Linked DNA regions of Homo sapiens: all the other regions are linked to region 2. Evidence: chromatin contacts called from ENCODE Hi-C or POLR2A ChIA-PET data. All regions are on one chromosome and are shown on one strand. Each heading gives the region's core, a stretch centred on a gene start or an enhancer-like site at or near the end of the contact. The rest is flanking DNA. Distances are from core to core; before and after follow the strand shown.

Region 1 (3,024 bases), core at 279-2,778, 500 kb before region 2:
TGAGGGTCATCTCACCTCTCTTCAGGCTGCGGCTTCCTGTGGCCACCTTGCTTTAAGGCTTGTTCCCAGGACGGTCTCCTGGGGAGGAAGAAGATGTCCTCTCAGAGGCCAGCAGGTCCAACTAACGAGCTATGAGATGCCCAAGGTGGATGAGGACCTGGGCTCCTAAAGTCCCACAGCCCATTGTGTCCAGAGAGATGCTGCCCTGGGGACCCGACACAATGGCACCTTGGTTGCAGCCGTCCGGGCTGGCAGCTCACAGAGGCACAGTGGGGTTTTCTCATTTCAAATGCCTGGCCCCTTTCCAGAGGCACTTAGAATGGCCAGCTGATGGGCGTGCTACTTTTGCTTTGGAAAATGCGTCCACGAATATACTTCTCTCCCTAGGGACTGGGAAGGAGGAAGAATTGTGCAGCAGGGAGAGGTGAAGGCCCCACTGGAGAGAAGGGGAGCCCCTTGTCCTGCCTGCAGCAGCTGCCAATGGAAAGAAAGAAGAGTTGGGAGTCTAAGCTGGAGGTTGCGGGGCCAATTCCCTTTTGGCAGGCGAGAATCCGGACTCGGGCGGATTTCAGGCTTCAGTGTTTGTAGGAGGAAACACAGCAATCACACTATTAATAGTAAATTAAAATAAATGGGCAACTGCTGCATGGTAATACTTTTTTTTTTAAGGCAAAAAATAAAAAATAGTGAAACAGAGAAACAAAACATGAAACACCGGCAGTCAACAGGCAGGCAAAGAACCTGGGGGTGGGGGTAGCAGCGGTCCCACCCTCAAAAGGCCCGGGCTGCCCAGACCAAGAGAAAGCGATGAATCTCTTCTGGTAACGTCCCTTCCTGTCGCATGGATTCAAGGCCGACCTGCCCCAGCACCACCACCAGCAGCCTTCTGCTGGGGCCGGCACAGCTGGGAGCAACCTCCTACTCTCAGGCAGACGCGCAGCACCAAGCAGAGAGGCCCGGTGCAGGATCCCAGCGCCGAACCAGCGCCGGCTCAGTGGACGCGGAAGGGGCCGGCGGCCGCGGCCGGTCCCATCCCCCACTGCAGACCCCCAGCCTGTGGCGGTGGTCCAGTTCCGCCAGGAAACCGCCGCCTGGAGCTGTGGGTCGCGCACATTAACGCATCCAGCGGAAAAATGAAGGAGACCCAAATTCAAAGTTAAAGTAATGGTGACCCGAGAGGTGCCTTGATGAGAAGGTTTGGGGTCCCGGTTACTGATGGTTATCATTCTTACGAGATGCTGGTCACCTACGAAGGGAGAAAGGCACGAGGAGCGCCTGACCAAAGTGGTTTTGCCCTGCTTCCCGCAAGAGGTGGCACCCACGGCTGGAACGCAGGAGTCAGACCCACAGTCCCCAGCTCTGGACGCCCGCAGCGGGGCCTCGAAGAGGTTCAGGGCGGTGCCCGCGGCGCTCGGGCCGGGTCTCCCGGGGCGTGGGGCGGGGGGCGGGGTTGGGCGGCGGCCGGGGCTCCTCCCTCTTCTGCCCCGGGCTCCCCTGCTCTTAACCCGCGCGCGGGGGCGCCCAGGCCACTGGGCTCCGCGGAGCCAGCGAGAGGTCTGCGCGGAGTCTGAGCGGCGCTCGTCCCGTCCCAAGGCCGACGCCAGCACGCCGTCATGGCCCCCGCAGCGGCGACGGGGGGCAGCACCCTGCCCAGTGGCTTCTCGGTCTTCACCACCTTGCCCGACTTGCTCTTCATCTTTGAGTTTGTGAGTGGCTCCTGGCCGGGGAAGGGACGGGGTGGGCTGAGCCGTGCGCTCTCTCGGGCGCCCAGCACAGCTGTCGGACGGGATCCGCTAGCTGCGCAGGTTCTGGGAGCATCGGGGCAGCAGGCGCAGGGCGGGGACTAAGCCAGGGAAGTCCCCTCCCACCTCCGGTCCTTTGTGCCCTTCTAGACCAACAGAATGAGGGGAACAGTCTACAGGACTATGGAGGAAAAACTGGGTTCCCAACTGGGGTCAGATGTAGGCAGCGGGGCAGGGGGGGACGGCTCTTGGTTCGCTGGTCCCAAAGCTGCGCGCGGGGCCCACTTGACGCGCGCAGCGCCACCGAAGCTCCCGCCGCGCTTTGCGCGGTTGGGTAGAAGTGCGCAGCTTTTACAAGGGAGAAGGTTTCGTTAAAAAAGAAAAAAAAATCAGCAAGAGAAACATTAGTATTACCAACCGAGATTTGGAGATGAGAGGGAGCTGAATCCGGTTTATTTTCTTCTGGCCTTTTAAAGTTTCTGGCGAGGGAACGTATTTGCGACCAATTCGATCTGGAAATGAGGCCATCGTTTGCTTGGCCGCAGTCCTTCTGCCCCGTGTGCGGGGTGGGGGTGGAGGAGATGGGGGGTGGGGGGTGGGGGGTGGCGGCGAGAGCGATCCGCGCGCCTCGACTGACCTTGGGCAGGCCCGGGGCCTCTGCACCTGCGGTCGGTCCCGCCTTGCACGCACGGTCTCTGCCTGAGGCTGCAGGAAAGCGCTTCCTACTGAGAACTCCTGATAAGCGCTCACGGTGTCGCGAAGCCGAAGTGACCTCCCTCAGCCTCAACTCCCCGGGGGCCGCTGGCCTTCACCTGGGAGGGGTGTGCCCTGTATGTCCTGTGGGTGCGGTCCGTCACCGCCTGAGGGACACCTTTTCCGGCACCCCACCCTCAGAAGTGTCAGCGTGGAGAGTTGGGCGGGAAAGAAAATGTCGGAGCCTGGCTGTTTAAAAATTGGACCCCAGGTTGTTATTGCCTGATTGGAGGGGGAGGGTGTGAATACCAAAGGGAGCAGGTCAGTTCATCCAAAGAGGGCTTGCGGGCAGAGGCTAAGAGGGCTGCGGCGGCCTGGGAGCAGGGCTACCATTGAACTTAGGGTGAAAGTCCAGTCGAACCCAAACCTGGGTGGAACCGGTGACTTGAAATCCTAGGGATAGGCGGAATCAAAGCAGTTACATTTAGAAGAAACCCTGGACGCCAATGAACGCAGCCCCACCGTTTACAGAGAGCCAGCCCCCCGCTGGCCTCCTTTTAGAAGTTCAGCATACAAGAAGGAGTGCCCC
Region 2 (2,865 bases), core at 320-2,819:
GAAAACAAACTTAATAATGTAAAGAAAGGAGGTTTCTGCCGGGCTGGGGGCGGGAGCTACGGCTTCTCTGGGGACGCGGAAGCGAGAAGCAGGGACCTTGGGGCGCGCCCGGTTTTCCGGGACGGTGCCCCGGCCCCCAGCCCACGCCTCCGGCCGCTGGCATGGTGCTGCTGGCTGGGACCCGGCCGCAGGGTGGCTGGGAGCGCTGCATGACCCCGCCACCGCCGTCCCCACTCCTAGGCGCACAGGTCGAGGAGGACCGCGCTGACTACAAAGAGTTCCAGGGCCCCACACCTGCAGCATAGCCTGGGACGACTCTGTACCCTTTCCAGGACGAGGAGGAGCACGGCGTCGAGGGCTTGGAGAGCGTCCCGGAGGAGGGCGTCCAGGAGGCATGGGGCTGCTGCGGACGCTGGTGCGGCGAGGGGTGAGCGTTGAGAAGGCGCAGGAGACTGACCACAATGGCTGGACCAGCCTTAATGTCGCCTGCTACCACGGCTTTGTGGATATACCGTGGTGGCCTTAGCTGAGTAACCCCACACTGACGTCAACTGGCAGGACAGGGAGGGGAACGCAGCCCTAAATACAGCTGCACAGGCAGGAGCTGCCTCTGGCCCCATGGGCACCGTTGCCTTGGACACTGGCTCTCAGCCTTGTGCTTCCTGGTCAGCATCACGTGGGCTGGTTCATTTGAGCTTTAACACAGATCTGGTGGAAACACAGGCTGCCAGGCCCTGCCCCTGGAGTCTTTCTTTGAATAGGCCTGGGGTGGGGCCCAAGAATGAGCAGAAGAACAGGTTTCCTGGTGAGGCTGATGCCGCTGGCCCAGGGTTCTCACGTTGAGGACCGAGAGCTTTGAGGTTTTCATACCTGATGATGTCCAGGAACCCTTCTCAGTAGGCACTGAAGACCATCAGCAGAATCACAGACCCCAGGAGAGATGTCGTCAGACAGACACAGAGGCATCACCGAATTAAAGTGAAAATGAAGAAAGGAGCTGAGCATCTGTTTCATGACTTTCGTGGCTGTTTTACTAAAGAGGCTATCCTGGCCCAGTCAGGGCACGCTATCATCACCAACTACTTGTTGAACTACGTTCAGGGTCTTGATCTTGAAGGAGGGACGCGTTCGGGTTGAAAGCCGCCATGCAGGGTCGAACGGATCGCATCGGAGCCCTGAGCTAGCAGGGGCGGGTGTCCACGCGAGGGCCCCCGCCGTGGGATGTCGCCAGAGGAGTGGCCACTTATACGTCCGCCTCATGCAGAGGCTCCTGGAGCGCCCCTGCCGGGAGCTGTTGGGGAAAAAGTACCAGCTTGAGCTGCCGCCGCTCCCCGAGAGGCCGCAAAAGCCCGAGGGCTCCAAGAACTGCCTGCAGAGGCTCAGGGACTGCGAGCTGTCCGCGCTGACGCCGCGCTCCATGCGGGGCCCAGAGGACCGGGGCGCCCTGGACCACATGGTCAGGATGACCACGAGCCTCTAACAGCCCCGCCGGGGCCCTCGCGTGCCAGACTATGTGCCCCGAGAGCACCTTGTGCTGGGGGAAGAGGCGGCTGGCGGTGCAGGAAATCCTGGCGGCGCAGGAAATTCCGGCGGCGCGGCGAGGGGTGGGGGGAGGCAGGCGCAGGAGGCGGGCGAAGAGGAGGGCGCAGAGTAGCATAAGCCGCTCGGCCTAGCGGCCGCTGGCTCCACAAAGGCCTCCCCAAGAGCCGGCCTCCCACCTGCCCGGCTGCCGGGGTCCTGGGGCTCCGCCGCCCCCGCCCCGCGGACGGCCAGCCTCCTGCCCCTGCAGTGCCTGCAGCAGAGCAGCTTGGGGCCCAGCGTGGTGGTGCCCAGGTCCGCCTCAGCAAGGTGCCCGCGCCCACCTTCCAACCCAAAAGGCCGGCGCGGAAGGGCAGCATAAAGGCAGCGGCCACCTGCGGATACCCAAGTGGCCTTACAAGGTGGCCAAGGAGGAGAAACGGGAGGCGGAGGAGGCCGAGAAGAGGCGCCAGGCCAAGGTGCAGGAGAAGCGCCCGCCGCCCTGGAAGAAGAGGACGTGAGAGTCCGCGGGTGCTTGGCACGGGGTTTGAGGGCTGGGTGAGGCCGCGGGGCTGGGCACCATGGCAGCTCTCGGGACCACCGGGCAGCGCGCGTTTCCACGCTGTCTCTCTAGGATGCTCCCAGAAAGGGGCTGGGGGAGCCACATCGATTCGCTTCACACCAGCCACCCTAGCAATCAGTACACCTAGGGGGCATGTTCCCTAAAAGGCTCCCTTTAGAGAACCTCAATTAAGATTTTTTTAAAGATTAATTTATTAGGCCAGGCGCGGTGGCTCACGCCTGTAATCCCAGCACTTTGGGAGGCCGAGGCGGGCGGATCACCTGAGGTTAGGAGTTTGAGACTAGCCTGACCAACATGGAGAAACCCCATCTCTACTAAAAATACAAAATTAGCCGGGCGTGGTGGCACATGCCTGTAATCCCAACTACTCGGGAGGCTGAGGCAGGAGAATCGCTTGAACCCTGGAGGCAGAGGTGGCAGGGAGCCAAGATGGCGCCATTGCACTTCAGCCTAGGCAACAAGAGCCAAACTCCGTCTCAATTAAAAAAAAATCAATTTATTAAAGGATATTTTCTGTGTAATTTTGTATTTTTAATTGTTGTCCAATTTGCCAAGTTTTACAAGTGATAGGGTCCCTTGTATCCAAGGAAGTTTTTATACACTTACCTGAAGACCTTTTATTTAAAACACTGTTTCCAGCAATAAATATTTATGATATCTGTAGGACTTTACACAGAAATCATGGGATTCTCTCCTTTTTGGGCTGTTTGCTTTGGTCTTCTCATCATGGGTGGATGTTTTTATTAATTAGATTAAGTGATGCC
Region 3 (2,700 bases), core at 104-2,603, 370 kb before region 2:
GGAGATACCCACCATGTACACTGCTGACCTTATACACCGCTGAGCTAGAACGACTGGAAGAACCTTATTAGTGAGGTGATTAAGGAGGTGGATGACAAGGCTCCAAATGGCCCTATCGTCCTCTGATCCCTGGCCAAGGGCCACTCCCTCTTGGGTTTGCTTGCCCTCTCCCTGCCGCAGCAGGAAGAGATCAGATCCTCTTCTGCTCTCCTCTGGCCATTGGGACAATTTTCCATGGCCATCCCCTCCACCTCCGCCACGGTCATCTAGAGACCCCTGCCAGACCCAGGAGACTGCGGCTTCAGCCTTCTGGGTCTGGAAGGTTAGATGTCGCCACACGGAAGGCAGATGAAGTACAGCCTCACCCTTCAGTGGGATTCCCCGGCCTCTTCCTGGGGTCCTCCTGATATCGGGCTCGGTACTAGCTCCCCAAGAGGGCTCCTGGCCCTCTGCACGCTCCAGAGCCAAACCTGATGCTGTGGAGTCCATAGCTGGGGCTAAGGAGCGGCGTCCTTTCACTAGGTCCAAATCTCTGTCTTTCGGCCACAGCCCTGTGGTCCTCCCGAGGGTTCAGGGAGCGGGACGCAGGCTGGGGCTGCCTGGGGGACACGGGGCATCCCCACTAGGCGCGGCGGGGCCAGCGGACCTGCAGGGCCCAGAGCAGGGCCGGCAAACCCCGGTGCGCCCAGCGCGGCGCACTGCTGCCCGGGGTCGTGCTCTTCCCTCGCCAAGTCCGGCCTCCTACCCCCGGCTCGGCTCCTCCTCAGGACCAGGCTCTGGAACCCAGCTCCCACGTGGATCCACACGCACAGTGGGCTCAGACTACCAGGAGACACGGCCACAGCCACGCCCGCGACGCGAGGGCCCAGCGCTCTTCAGCTGCCCGGAAACAGCAGGGATTCGGTGAGAGCCTCACAGGAGCAGGGACCGACTCTATCAGCCCGGTTCGCCCCGCTGTCCCTGCCTAGCTCCGGCCTGCACAGTCCCTAGCGGGGGGCACTCGGAGGGACACACCCAGCTCTGTAAGGGGCCGGGGCGCGGGCCCAGTACAGGTCTGCGCGCCCGCAGTCTCCGAACGCTCACAGGACCAGGCCCCGCCCGCCACCCCGCGCCAGCCCCCGCCCGCCACCCCGCGCCAGCCCCCGCCCGCCACCCCGCGCCAGCCCCCGCCCGCCACCCCGCGCCAGCCCCCGCGTCCGCCCCGCGCCAGCCCCCGCGTCCGCCCCGCGCCAGCCCCCGCGTCCGCCCCGCGCCAGCCCCGCCTCCCGAGGCCGTCCCGAGCTTGCGCAGACGCGGCCGCCGCCGGGGCCCTTCAGAGCCAGCGCCGGTGGCGGGGTGCTGGCGCGGCGAAGCTGGAGAGGCGGGGCTCGCGGGCGCCTGTAGGACCTCCGCTGGGAGGGGCCGTGCTCGCCGGCCACGCGCCGGTTTTCACTCCGCTCTCCCCCAAGGGCAGGGACCTACAAGCATTTCCCTTCTCGCGCGTGACTTTGGTAGCTGAGCCTCATATCTCTCTCGTTTTTTGGGGGGAGGGGGGAGACAGCCTCACTCTGTCGCCCAGGTGGGAGTGCAGGGGCGCGCTCTCGGCTCACCGCAACCTGTCTTCTGGGTACAAGTAATTCTCGTGTCTCAGCCTCCGTAGGAGCTGGGATTACAGGTTCCCGCCACCACGCCCAGCTAATTTGTTGTATTTTTAGTGGAGACGGGGTTTCACTATGTTAGCCACGCTGGTCTCGAATTCTGACCTCAGATGATCCTCCCGCCTCAGCCTCCCAAAGTGCTGTGATTACAGGTGTGAGCCACCGCCCCCAACCTGCATATCTCGATGTAAGGCTATTCAACAGAAGCCGCGTTCCTACCCTGGATCTGCTGAGTGAGGATTTCCAGGAGGCTCTCCTGGCGTGCCTAGGGGATACTGGGGACTCAGTGCTAGATACTGCTTCTACAGGCTGCCCCGTGCCTCTTGCCTTTCTCCATCTGCCCCTGAATTCAGCGAAGGGTGCTGAAGAACAAAAGAGGACTTTGAACGCCCTCCTACTCCAGAAACAAATATCATTTAGGACCCAAAAGAAATGGAAAAACGGCCTGCTATGGTCTGAATGTATGTGTCCCCCTCAAATTCATATGTTGAAACCTAACTCCCAAGGTGATAGTATTAAGAAGTGGAGCCTTTGGAAGACTCTGCCCTCATGAATGAGATTAGTGCCCTTTAAAAACAGCCCTTAGACCGGTCGTGGTGGCTCACATCTGTAATCCCAGCACTTTGGGAGGCCAAGGCGGGCGGATCACTTGAGGTCAGAAGTTTGAGACCAGCCTGGCCAACATGGTGAAACCCTGTCTCTACCAAAAATATATTTAAAAATTAGCTGGGCGTGGTGGTGCACGCCTGTAATCCTAGCTACTCAGGAGGCTGAGACAGGAGAATTGCTTGAACCCGGGAGGCAGAGGTTGTGAGCCAAGATCGTGCCACTGCACTCCAGCCTGGGCGACAGAGCAAGACTCCGTCTCAAAAAATAAATTAAATAAATAAATAAAAATAAAAACGGGCCTTAAGCCCCCTTTGCTCCTCCTGCCATGTGAGGACACAGAAGGTGCCATCTATGAGAAACGTACCCTCACCAGCCCCTGAACTGGCTGGCACGTTGATATTGCATTTCCCAGCATCCAGAACTGTGAACAACAAATTTGTGTTGTTTACAAATT

The links. Hi-C counts contacts between places; a loop is a spot of excess contacts on that map. ChIA-PET counts read pairs that join two places held with the same protein, here RNA polymerase II (POLR2A). Pooled maps may share reads with other maps.
Region 1: a loop to region 2 is called in a pooled map, with 2.6 times the contacts of the local background. The contact joins the promoter of MAL here to the promoter of LINC03052 in region 2. A Hi-C loop is called at or near these places in 1 of 37 single-sample maps with no recorded cell type and 4 of 50 pooled maps. POLR2A ChIA-PET finds 5 or more read pairs at or near these places in 1 of 52 experiments (activated T-cell).
Region 3: a loop to region 2 is called in a pooled map, with 3 times the contacts of the local background. The contact joins the promoter of ZNF514 here to the promoter of LINC03052 in region 2. A Hi-C loop is called at or near these places in 3 of 37 single-sample maps with no recorded cell type and 6 of 50 pooled maps. POLR2A ChIA-PET finds 5 or more read pairs at or near these places in 2 of 52 experiments (PC-9 and endothelial cell of umbilical vein).

The regions. Positions count from the first base shown.
Region 1 is chr2:95,024,180-95,027,203 of GRCh38, forward strand. It overlaps MAL (mal, T cell differentiation protein (MAL blood group)), which reads left to right and starts at 1,529. Exons shown (of 4, transcript NM_002371.4): 1 at 1,529-1,706. The coding sequence starts at 1,614. It overlaps MAL-AS1 (MAL antisense RNA 1), which reads right to left and starts at 2,850. Exons shown (of 8, transcript XR_007087136.1): 1 at 2,380-2,850; 2 at 2,161-2,254; 3 at 16-78. RefSeq lists a silencer at 1,429-1,558 and an enhancer at 1,913-2,636.
Region 2 is chr2:95,525,185-95,528,049 of GRCh38, forward strand. LINC03052 (long intergenic non-protein coding RNA 3052) reads right to left here and starts at 1,570. Exons shown (of 1, transcript NR_182300.1): 1 at 1-1,570. It also overlaps the pseudogene ANKRD33BP1. RefSeq lists a silencer at 1,550-1,839 and an enhancer at 1,980-2,109.
Region 3 is chr2:95,158,495-95,161,194 of GRCh38, forward strand. ZNF514 (zinc finger protein 514) reads right to left here and starts at 1,354. Exons shown (of 5, transcript NM_032788.3): 1 at 746-1,354. RefSeq lists a silencer at 1,181-1,430.